2 separate regions of the Homo sapiens genome follow, and region 2 is linked to region 1. Evidence: chromatin contacts called from ENCODE Hi-C data. All regions are on one chromosome and are shown on one strand. The core of a region is the stretch at or near the end of the contact, and the rest is flanking DNA. Distances in the headings are between cores, read along the strand shown.

The links. Hi-C counts contacts between places; a loop is a spot of excess contacts on that map. Pooled maps may share reads with other maps.
Region 2: a map with no recorded cell type shows a loop between it and region 1 (14-fold over the local background). The contact joins the promoter of NLGN4Y here to the enhancer-like site in region 1. A Hi-C loop is called at or near these places in 2 of 37 single-sample maps with no recorded cell type and 4 of 50 pooled maps.

Annotation. Positions count from the first base shown.
Region 1 is chrY:13,434,947-13,440,599 of GRCh38, forward strand. The region is part of intron 4 of UTY (ubiquitously transcribed tetratricopeptide repeat containing, Y-linked); the gene reads right to left. Among named protein-coding and RNA genes, the nearest start is that of MIR12120, 41 kb to the right of the region's middle. Within about 2 kb of position 1,750, at least 7 of the 41 ENCODE cell types and tissues checked have a DNase peak (open chromatin) inside an H3K27ac peak, as active enhancers do.
Region 2 is chrY:14,520,369-14,525,869 of GRCh38, forward strand. It overlaps NLGN4Y (neuroligin 4 Y-linked), which reads left to right and starts at 4,161. Exons shown (of 7, transcript NM_001365588.1): 1 at 4,161-4,340.

The sequences.
Region 1 (5,653 bases), core at 500-2,999:
CTATCCAACAACTGTAGAACATACATTCTTTTCATCTGCACATGGAACATTCTCCAAGACAGACCACATATCAGGATACAAAGAAGTTCTAATACATATTTAAACAATGAAACTATATGAAATAACATCTCAGACCATACTGGAATACAACTAGAAATCAATACAAGAGAAATGCTGGAAACTATACAACTACATATAAAACAGCATGGACCTGAATCTGTGGAAGGAAAATAAAATAAAATAAATAATAATAAAGTTGAAAATAATAAACATAACATAGATAATAGTTAACATTAAGTGTGGTTATTTAGAAGTTATACATAGGCTAAGAAATTTAAGCAGCCCCTCCCAGCATTGCTAACAGGTTGCAGCTGCGAGCTTATCTCAACCTTCCAAGCTTATTGCCTGCCTCCAGACCCCCCGCACATTCCTGTCGTTCCTGTTTTCCCTTACCCCAGCTCTGTCCAGCTTCGAGCCTGACTGGTCAAGATAACTAAATTGTAAGCTTTCTCAGAATTGTCACAGGTTAAATAATTTACTGTCTTTGTCTGAAACCGGTATCCTGCCTTGTTTTCCCGCCTCAAACAACATGTAAGCAAGCCTGCATTCTTTGTCAGGGTCGGCAGCCATTTTGGGCGTGAGCCTACTGGCTCAGGTGCCTCAATTAAAGTTGTTTTTGGTCTCCAAAGGTCTCTTTGTCTTCTTTGGCTGAGTTTTACTGCGACATTTTGGAGAGTTCGACAAGAGGAGAGAGAGGACAAGCTACTGTCTCCTTTGACTGTGGGACTTGGGCCCCGGGGTCGGGGGAGACCCAGTTCTTAGGCGCGCCGACCGAAGAGTTTTCCAAAAAAGGGCTGGGTTCTCCCACATCCCAAGGCCCTGCCCCTGATAGCGCAGGAAGGAGACCGCAAGACAACTTTCAGCGCAGTGAAAAGGAATCACGGTAAGAAAAGAGGGCCCTACAGAGTAAGAAAGGGTGCCTTACAGGGACAGACACAAATCGTGCCCTACCAGGCGGGTGGGGCACTGATCACCACTCAAGGGTTGTCTATTAGCCTAACCCAGAAGGTGAATGGGGGCGGTGAGGAAAGGACCTCACCACTCATGTGACATTCAGCCCTGAAGCCGGCAGCAGGGTAGAGCCTGCTGAGCCGGAGGGAGCAAAGAGAAAGTGAAACCGTGAAGTCACCAGTGTGAGTGAACTGTCCCAACTGGGAGTGTGTGGGTACGTGTGAACCCACCCAGGACACGAGACAGACTCGTTTCATCTGATGAGGAGTCCTGGGGACAGGAGTTGTGTACGAATGTGTGTGAATGTGGGAGCCTAACTAGGCTCATCAGCTGTGAAGCGTGGGGGCCGCAAGTCTGTTAGAGTGGACTGTATGCTGTGAGTGAAATGTTGGACCCAGGACGACTAGAGGCGAACTTCCTTTGGGGCTACCGCATACAGCTGAGGGAGGTGGCCCCACAGTCTAGGTATTGTGGCAGAGAGTAACAAACTCTCCAAAGTCAAGCGGGGTCTGGCGTCTGAAACACCCCCACGAGGGAGACAGTCTAATCGGTCCGAAATGAAAGTGAGGGTCATTGCGTCGTGCGGGAAGAAATGGGAGGAAAAGAACCTAAGGAATTAACCCCCACTCCTTTGGAGTGCATGCTAAAGAATTTCAAGGAGGGATTTTCTGGGGAATATGGAGTAAAGCTGACCCCCGCCAAAGGTTAAGAACTCTTTGTGTAATAGAATAGCCTAGTTTGGGCATTGGTTGGCCGCCAGAGGGCACCCTTGTTTGGAAAATCACCAGCAGGGTGTTTCAAATAATAACAGGGGCAACAGATCAGCATGGACACCCAGATCAATTTCCATATATTGATTCCTGGTTAAATATAATCCAAAATTGCCCTAAATGGCTAGGAATCTGCATGGCTGAATATTGTAAGACCCTAGTCGCCCGAACTGGTCCAAAAGGGATCAAAAAGACAGTATCATGCAAGCCTTTAGAGAAGGAAACTAGGAAGCAAAAGAGACACACACACACACACACACACACACACACACACACATCTTACAGGCTCCTTTGGAGAAGCTAGAGAATCCTTCTCCATATGCCCTTCTCTACCCATCCTTAGCAAGGCTCAGATAAGAGGAAGGGCAATTGTCTCCTGAAGAAACAAGCTCAGAAAGTAGCGGGGCATCTCCACAGCAGGAAGAAGCTGCATCCTTGCCACCTAAGACTAGGAGGGAAAAACAGGATGAAGAGGCAGGGCAGGGCGTCTTAGGTCCAGTGGTTCCCGAGCTCTGCAAATGCCGCTCAGAGAGACGTGGGCACAAATCTACCTTGATGATCAAGGGTACAAGGTGGAGAACAAACTTACTCTTATCTCCCCTTCTCCACTACTGACCTTTTAAACTGGAAACATCATAACCCATCATACACAGAAAAGCCACAAGCAATAATTGATACGAGAATAATCTTTTCGACTCATAGTCCTACCTGGCCAGACTATCAGCAATTATTAGTAGTTTATTTAGCACAGAAGGAAGGCACAGAGTGGTGCAAGCAGCCCTCCAATGGCTAGAAAACAATGCCCCTGAATGCATAAATGATTCCAGGCAGTATGCGGAAGCTCAGTTCCCTGACACTGATCCAAATTGGGTCCCAAACAACCCTGATCATTTAGAATGCCTACAGAGGTATGTGGATGCACTCCTAAATGGGGTAAAGTCAGAGGGAAGAAAAGCAATGAACATAGGAAAAGTTTCAGAAGTCCTCCAAAAGCCCGATCAGAGTCCCAGCCAGTTCTAAGAGCAGCTGTGTGAAACCTACTGGCTCTACATCTGACCCACAGGCAGCTGATAACCAGAAAATGGTAAATACTGCCTTCGTTAGCCAGTCACAAAGTGACATCAAAAAAAAAGCTCCAAAAATTAGAAGGATTGCCAAAGAGGCATGGAGGAACTCCTCAGTGTCTTAATGAATGCTGGATATAAAATTTCAGAAAAAAAAAAAAAAGGTTTGCATCTGTTGTCCTAAAGTTAAATATTTAGGTTTTATAATAAGCAAAGGACAAAAGAAGCTTGGTAGTGAGCGGAAAGAGGCCATGTGTACACTCCCTACAGGTACCACAGGGCGCCAAATCAGAATTCTTAGGTGCAGCAGGGTTCTGCCGCATTTGGATCCCAAGTTTCTCACTTTTAGCTGAGGCTCTATATAAAGCTACAAAGGGGGTTAAGAAAGAGTCCCTCTTCTGGGAGACGGATCAAGCAAAAGCATTAAAAAAAATCAAAAAGGCCTTAACATAGGCTCCCAGATCAGACTAAACCTTTCTTCTTCTACGTGGATGAAAGAACAGGGACAGTAGTAGGAATTTTAACACAAATGCTAGGATCATGGCATAGACCTGTGGCCTATTTATCTAAACAACTAGACACAGTGGCATTAGGCTGGACACACTGCTTTAAAGCAGTTAACGGCAACTACCTTGCTGGCCCAGGAGGCTGGCAAATTAACACTAGGACAGAAGTTAACTTTCAGGTGCCACACACCGTAATAACCCTGTTAGACCAGAGGGGGAATCACTGGTTGTCTATCCAAGAATTGCTAAATATCAAAGACTGTTACTTGAAAATCCTAATATAACTGTAGAAATAGGGAATACCCTAAATCCAGCTACCTTGCTGCCTACAGAAGAATCAAAAGAATTCCCATCACATTGTTGTAAGGATGTAGTAGATAAAGTGTTTTCAAGCAGGAAAGACTTAAAAGATCAGCCTTTTGAAAACTCAGACCTAGACTATTTAACAGATGTAGCAGCTTCATTTCAGACGGAGTTTACAGAGCCAGGTATGCAGTAGTGATAAATGATTTTAAGTCAGGTGAGGGAACAGTAGTAGAAGCACAGTCACTGCCAACTAGATCCTCTGCTCAAAAGGCTGAGCTGATTGCTTTAACAAGAGCCTTATTACCAGCAAAAGGGAGGATAGTTAATATCTATATTGATTCTAAATATGCTTTTGCTACCCTCTATGCTCATGGAGACATCTATAAAGACAGAAGACTTCTAACAGCTGCAGGAAAAGAAGTCAAAAATAAAAAGGAGATCCCGCAACTCTTAGATGCTGTTTGGGCACCTAAAAAGGTGGCCATTATACATTGCAAAGGTCATCAAACAGATGGGTCCTATAAATCCATAGGAAATAGGCAGACAGACAAGCAAGGCAGGCAGCTATGGCAACCGCACCACAGGAAGAAGCTTTAATGTAAGTTACCTCTTTTCCCAAAACCATTACCTTTAGAATACAACTAGGCTCAACCCCATGAGAACCCGATGGTAGATTTTACTTAGTTACCCCATGTAAGAGGACTAAAGTATTTATTGGTCTTTGTATGCACCTATCCTGGGTGAGTAGCTTTCCCCACCCAATCTGAAAAGGCCCAAGAAGTAACGTGGGCATTACTAGCACATATTATCCCCAGGTTTGGGGTGCCTTTGACTATCGGGTCAGATAATGACCCAACATTTGTCGCTGAAGTTGTTCAAAACTTATCCCAATTATTAAAACAAGATGGAAGCTGCACACTGCGCACCATCCCCAGAGTTCAGGACAAGTTGAAAGGATGAACCGGACAATAAAGCAACTGTTTAAAAAGTTCTGTCAAGAAACCCACCTAAAGTGGGATCTGGCTCTGTCCATGGTTCTCCTTTGAATCACATGCACCCCAAACAAGCAAACTGGATACTCACCCTATGAAATTCTGTTTGGAAGGCCTCCCCATCTTATTTTCCAAATTAAAGGAGATCTCAAAGAAGTACGGGAACTAACACTGAGAAAGCAAATGCAAGCTTTAGGTACAGCCGTGAGAGAAGTTGCAAAGCTGGGTGCAAGAAGACTGCCAGTAGGCCTAACTAGCCCAGTTCACCCATACCAACAAACCCAGGGACTCTGGCTGGGTCAAAAACTGGTACCTATCCACATTAAGGCACATATGGAATGAGCCCTTTGTAGTAATCTTATCTACCCCCACTGCTGTTAAGGTTGCTGAAGTGCTTCCCTGGATCCATCATAGTGGGTTAGCCAGCTGCTGCCTAGGATGTGTGGACCAGCCAGCCAGACCCCGACCAACCCACCAAGCTAACTCTAAGATGAGGTGCCAACAGAGACCAAACCCAGACCAGCCGACCTCAGACCCAACTGTTAATGAAAAATCGCCAAGCCCTGCTGTAGTCACACAATAAGAAGCTGACTACTCTACACATGACCAAAGCTTGAGGAGTGTTCAATAGATAAGTGGATATGGATAAGTAAGATATGGACTGATATTTCATAAGTAGATAAGTAAATAAGTAGATAAGTAAAGTAGTAAATAAGTAGATGAGTAAAGTAGATATGGACTGATATTTTAATACCTATTGCTCTTCTAGTAATATTTGCTGTACTATTGTTATACTGCCATTGTTGCCAACCCTTGCTTTCAGGAAGAAACATACCCTGCCTGTGCCTAGTGTGAAGATGTTACTCTCTGTTTTGCTTATATTAACTAATATGTCAAACTTACAAAGGGGGCGGAAATACAATTGAGTTTTCTCTGTGCACCCACACTACTTGGGCAAGGAACACACAGGTTAAAACCTTTATATATCAAACCCTTTATAAGCA
Region 2 (5,501 bases), core at 2,911-5,410, 1.1 Mb after region 1:
CCTCACTGCAGAAAATGTGTTATTGGCTTTCCCACTGCCTACTGGATAAATTCCACCTTTTCAGCATGACATTTAAAACTCTTCACAATTAGGTCTCTAATCCTTTCCTCACTACCTTCTTTTCAAATTCAATGTCCTGCCATGCCAAACCCTCCCTATTTCTAGATCTCCACACATACAGTATTGCTGCGATGTCTTTAGCCATGGCTTCTTTTTCAACTTCTTCAACCAATCAGTGTCGATGTACCATTCCTTCCCTACTCTGAATGTTCTTCCTTTGCAAACCCTTGGTTAATTATTTTAACCTCTATGGGTCCCTATTAATTTATATGTATTCCTTGTACACACCTTCCTGTAATCACATTTTTTTCTCATGCTTTTCATTATCTTGTCTACTATAATGTATGCTTTCTCAAAAATAAATGGATAAGTCTCACTCACAGTTACATGTCTGTGCTTAGGACTGTGTCAGTGCTAAAAAAAAAAAAACCTGAACTTATGAATAAGTCAATGAATTAATACATTCTTGGCAAAGTCCATGACTTTGTGGCCTATTATAAATTAGTGTGTTCAAGTTGAGGTTCTGGTTTAGTTTAGGACATAGATATCTATATATAGTCCATATATCTACATATATATGTCTACATCCATGTATATCACTGATTTGGGGGATAAGCTGTATTTATAAACAATACTATCATGTTAATGGGTCTTCAATATCTACACAATAATGGAAAAAAGTATATGTATATTTCTAAATATCTAATGGGAACACACACACATATATGTATGTATGTATATACATTTTTCTATTATTGGCTATAGATATCTTTTAATAGATAAGTGTATATCTATGTACCAATCTTGTTGGCAAAGGATGCTTTCATGCATATTATCTCATTTAGTCCCCACAAGGAAAAGCAACCCACAGGAAAGGTAATAATAATGTCAGCTCAACAGAGTCACAGAACATAACTGACTTTATGACAAGGCAAAATTTGTGAGGATAGAGTCTTAACATGAAACCAGGTCCCCAGATTCATGTCCATCATCTTCCCCATTATTGCTCATGTTGTCCAAAATCCTTCGCATCATCATGGAAGGCTTCATGCTTAGGTTTACTTCCTAAAGCAGAAGCAATTAGGAGAATGTCCTATGTGTTGTGGACATTATCTTTTTTCCTTCCATAAATGAATTAATGGGCAATGAAATAATTTTAAGAAAAGCTAACTTTTATAGCCAGGTAGAATAAAAGTAATCACCATGAAATATTGTGAAGATAAGCAGGCCCCACACACTAGCTCAGCTAATCAATATGACAATATTACATGGAGATTATCTGTTCCATTTTACAGATGCAGAAATGGAGGCGAATATTAAAATTCATTCCTAAGGTCACATGCAACTTAAACCCAAGCAATCTCATTTTAGAATCTGTGTTCATTGCCACAACATTCTATGATGTACTCTGATCTTTGCATTGCCAATTTAAATCCAACTTTCTTGAAGCCAACTTTAAATACTGGGAACTTTAAGCATTGTCAATTTCAAGCCAACTTTCTCCAACCCAATTTTAAATACAGGGGTCACACCCTCCTCCTCGCCCCCTGCAACTTGAAACTCCCTGGGAAAGATAACCTCCTGGACCTGGGAAATGAGGAGTATTTAGAAACAACTGCCTCTTGGTAAGCACACCTCCTATATTTTATCCAAATCATGAAATTATAACAATAGAAGTAAACAAAAAGCCTTCATTCATCCTCTTTCAACCATAACCTCGGCATAAAAAGCTCCTGTACTTTACAGAGCTGTATTCCAATTTTCGCTGCTCTTAAAATTTTTTTTAATATCATTGCTTCCCAATTGACTCACAATAACGCAGACATAGGGACTGCTGGAGACTGTGACCTTAAACAGTTAAAGATGTCTGCATATACGACATCATGTTTGGTGTGGAGAGTACCTAGAGATTCCTAAAAAAGCAAAGAGGAAGAAGGTTTGCTGTGCGCATCTGGGTACCCTGCTCTATCTCCAGGGTTCCCAGGATCTCTCTGTTACAGCTGGTTTGCACTGGGATTAGTTGCTCTTTGCATGAGGTTGTAGCTGTGGACGTGGGTTTTGTAGCGATTGGGACGACTCTGGAGATCTATTGGCTGCTGGGTTTGTAAATTTCATTCATTTTGGTCCAATGGCAGAAGGAGAGCGCCGGAAGCAGAAGGACCTCTCTCCCCTAGCTCTCTTTTTCTTGCAGAGACATCTTTCTCCCATCTCTGTCTGTTAGTACAGAGCTCTTATTCAGCCACTAGCTCGGCCTTTCCTGCTTCAATTGTAATGCTTGTTCTGCCCGGGGACACACTATTGACAGCAGAAACAATGAATTTCCTCCAAACCCGGCAATGTTGGTGGCTCTTGCATTCCTCTGGATGAGCGAATCTAGTTGGGGGGTTCCCGAAGGGGAAGGCGCCTGGGCTTTCAATACATCCTCCTGAATCATACTGCGTTTCAGGTTCCTTAGAAAAATTTGGATGTGTAAAAAGAACTCTTAACGGCGATGCAGGTCTTCCACAGCTAAGGTAGGTGCAGTTTTAAGACGTGTCTTTCGCATATTATTATCCTTATTTTAAAAAGCCGTTTAAACAATTTGACTTGCAGTGGCTCTCCAGCAAAGGAGGGAAAGCCTCACTGGCGATATTTGAGCTTCATTTCATCTAATATTTATTTATTTTTTCCTTTTATTATTATTATTATTGGACAATTTGGGCTGGACTCTCTCCCATCTGTCTCGCTCCATTTCTTTGGTGTGGATGGGAATGTGGACATCGATGTATGGCTTTTACATGCAATCTCTCCACAGGAACATTTGGTTTTATTTTCACTTAAAAATAAAAATGCAGACCACCAATGTTGTTTGGAAGCATTTTGCTGCAATCAGCTGTTTGAACAGCTCTGGGGCCATGTGCGGTGTGTTTAAAAAGTAGCGCTGCCTTCCATACAAATTAAAGGAAGACTGTGGCGGGGAAAGGAGGGGAAAAATATATATATATATACACACAGACATATATATGCGTATGTGTGAGTTTGTGAGTGTACACATACACACACACATATATATATGTACACACACACACATACATGCAGTACAGGGGAAAAGGAGGGAAAAGGCCAGGGCTGGAGATGGCGAAAGCAGGAGGACTTCTGCAAACTGTGAGCATGGAAGGCTTTTCTTCTCTTTTCTCCCCACTCCAAAGCCCTCGTCTTCTTTAAGAAAACCACCACTGCCTGGGGTGCTTCTTTTGGGAGGCTGGGGTTGGGGGTTGGTGCCATTAACCAGAGAGAAAAGGGGAAATAAAGCTTGGTTGGGGTTGCATTATGAGATTTTTTTTTCCCTTCCTTCATCTCCTGGCCTCGGATAAGATAAGGCTTGGGGGATGCACGAAATAATCCAAGTGATTGATTAGACCTGGCATGGCTTGGTTGGGCTGGAGAAAGATCGGGGCGCGCTGGAAACCCCGCGTGAAGATGAAATGACTGTAGCTCCGTGCTGCTCCTCCAAACTCGGGAGCGGTATCCATGCACCCCTTTCCCGTGTGTGTGGGTTACGACGTGGGTGGGAGTGGTGAGGCAAGCCGCAAAAGTGGGGTAGAGCTGGTGGTTTTGCTTCTTCGGAAGCCTTTGAGTGTGGCCTGGACCTTAGATGGGGGTGCAGGGCGGTTTGCCGCTGCCACCCTCGGCACCATCTCTGAACTGCCCGCTTTTCCGGAGGAGCGGAAAAGTTGGAAGCCGAAAAGACAGGCGCCCGGAGCCCTGGTCTAGGTATCAGGTGATCCGGAGCCCTAGTCGGTGCCCACTAAGAACACCCCTTCTCCCATCGGGGGTTCGGAGGAGTGTTAAGCCTGCGGGTCTGCCAGTCCCTAAGGTAGGGATGGGGGAGGGGTCTGAGGAATCCGTTCCAATAGGCACACCATCCCCACAGCCCTAGAAAAGGCAACCACCACCCGCTCCTTCCTCCCGCACCATCCCATCTCAAGGCTCTCTGCTGACCCGGGCCGATTTCATCTGGTCTCTTCTCCCCCGCTTCCCACCTCCCAATTCCCGCGCAGCTCGGCTCCGTTCCCTCCCACTCCCCTAGGCGGAACTGAAAGCGAAGATCAGCCAAGAGCACAGTCGGAGGCGGCAGAGACGGTGGCGGGTGAGCTAGGGGCTGTGAGACGAAGCAGGGAGAGAGTGAACTTCAGCCCCGTCCCCTCCCCACTGCCACGGCTGGGGCAACCCAACCCGCGCCTGAAGCGGCTTGGCTTGACCTGCGGAAGCGCGGGCCGGGATGGCGTGGGGAGAGGGAGGTAGGTGCCACTGGGCTGCAGATGACGAGTGGGTTGGGGGCTTGCTGTGGGACAAGAGGTTCAGGTTCCGGCCTGCGCCTTCCACTCCGCGGTGGCGCTCTCTGCCTGCGGTTTTCCAGGAGGCCGATCTACCCCAGGGACACTCTCATCCTTCAGGCGGTCTCCTGGACGCCCTTTCCTCCCCTTGCCTCCCAGCCTGACCTGGCTCTTTCGCCCCTCGGAGAACCGGTAGGTTGGGGTCCCTCGGCGGGGGTCTAGTGAGCCGAGTCGCGAGCTTTGCGCCCCCGGTATCTAGGCCCCGTGCCGCGCGCAAATCCGGGCCCAGGCGTACAGTTCTGGAGCCTAGTCGCCGCCAGACACAGGGCCCTTTGTACCCGGAGGAGCGGGAGCGGGAGCGGGGGCGTCAGGGCAACCCTTGCACCCCAGAGGCCTGCCTAGGACCACCCTGGGAACAAATGTCTCGCTCGGAAAACGAGGTGAACCCGGAGGATGTCCTACGCATCATACCCCTCCCCTTCTTGAGAAGGCTTTTTCTTTTTTTCTTTTTTTTTCCCGGTTTCCTTTTCTCTGGCTTCTTCCACACCTTACCGCAGGTGTGGGCCTCTTTTCATGTATGTGCGGCTGCTATCTCGGGGATGCAGGGGAAGGCGGTGTAGGAGGCAGCGTGGAAGGGTACTAGGAGGTGGCGGCGGGATTTTGGGCCTGGTGATGTGCCCGAGCTTGCAGCTAGCTGGGGCACTGGGCCCCCAAGTCACGAATTCAGCCCAGGGCTTGGGCGAGACTGCCCGGAGCAAGGACGGAGGATCCAGATTTACCATTTGGACCCAAATTAAGAAATTTGGGGTGGGGGTTGGGTAGGGGTTTTGAAACTAAGCAGGTGACGTCCTTGCGAGCTGAATCCACAAGGTGGTAGTATGGCTTATATTATTTTTATTTTATTATTTTATTTTATTTTTCTATTGTTCATTTTTTTTGTGTGTGGGGAGTGGGGGATGTTTTTTTCTCTGTGTACTCCAATCTTATGCTTTTTGAAGGCATCCATTGCCCGTAGGGTTTACATAAGACCGCGTTGCATTATATTTTCTTAAAAGTGGGGTGGTGTGCATAAGCTTCCATTTCAGAATCAGTCGCTCCTGTGATGTGAGGGAGGCAAAAGCAAAG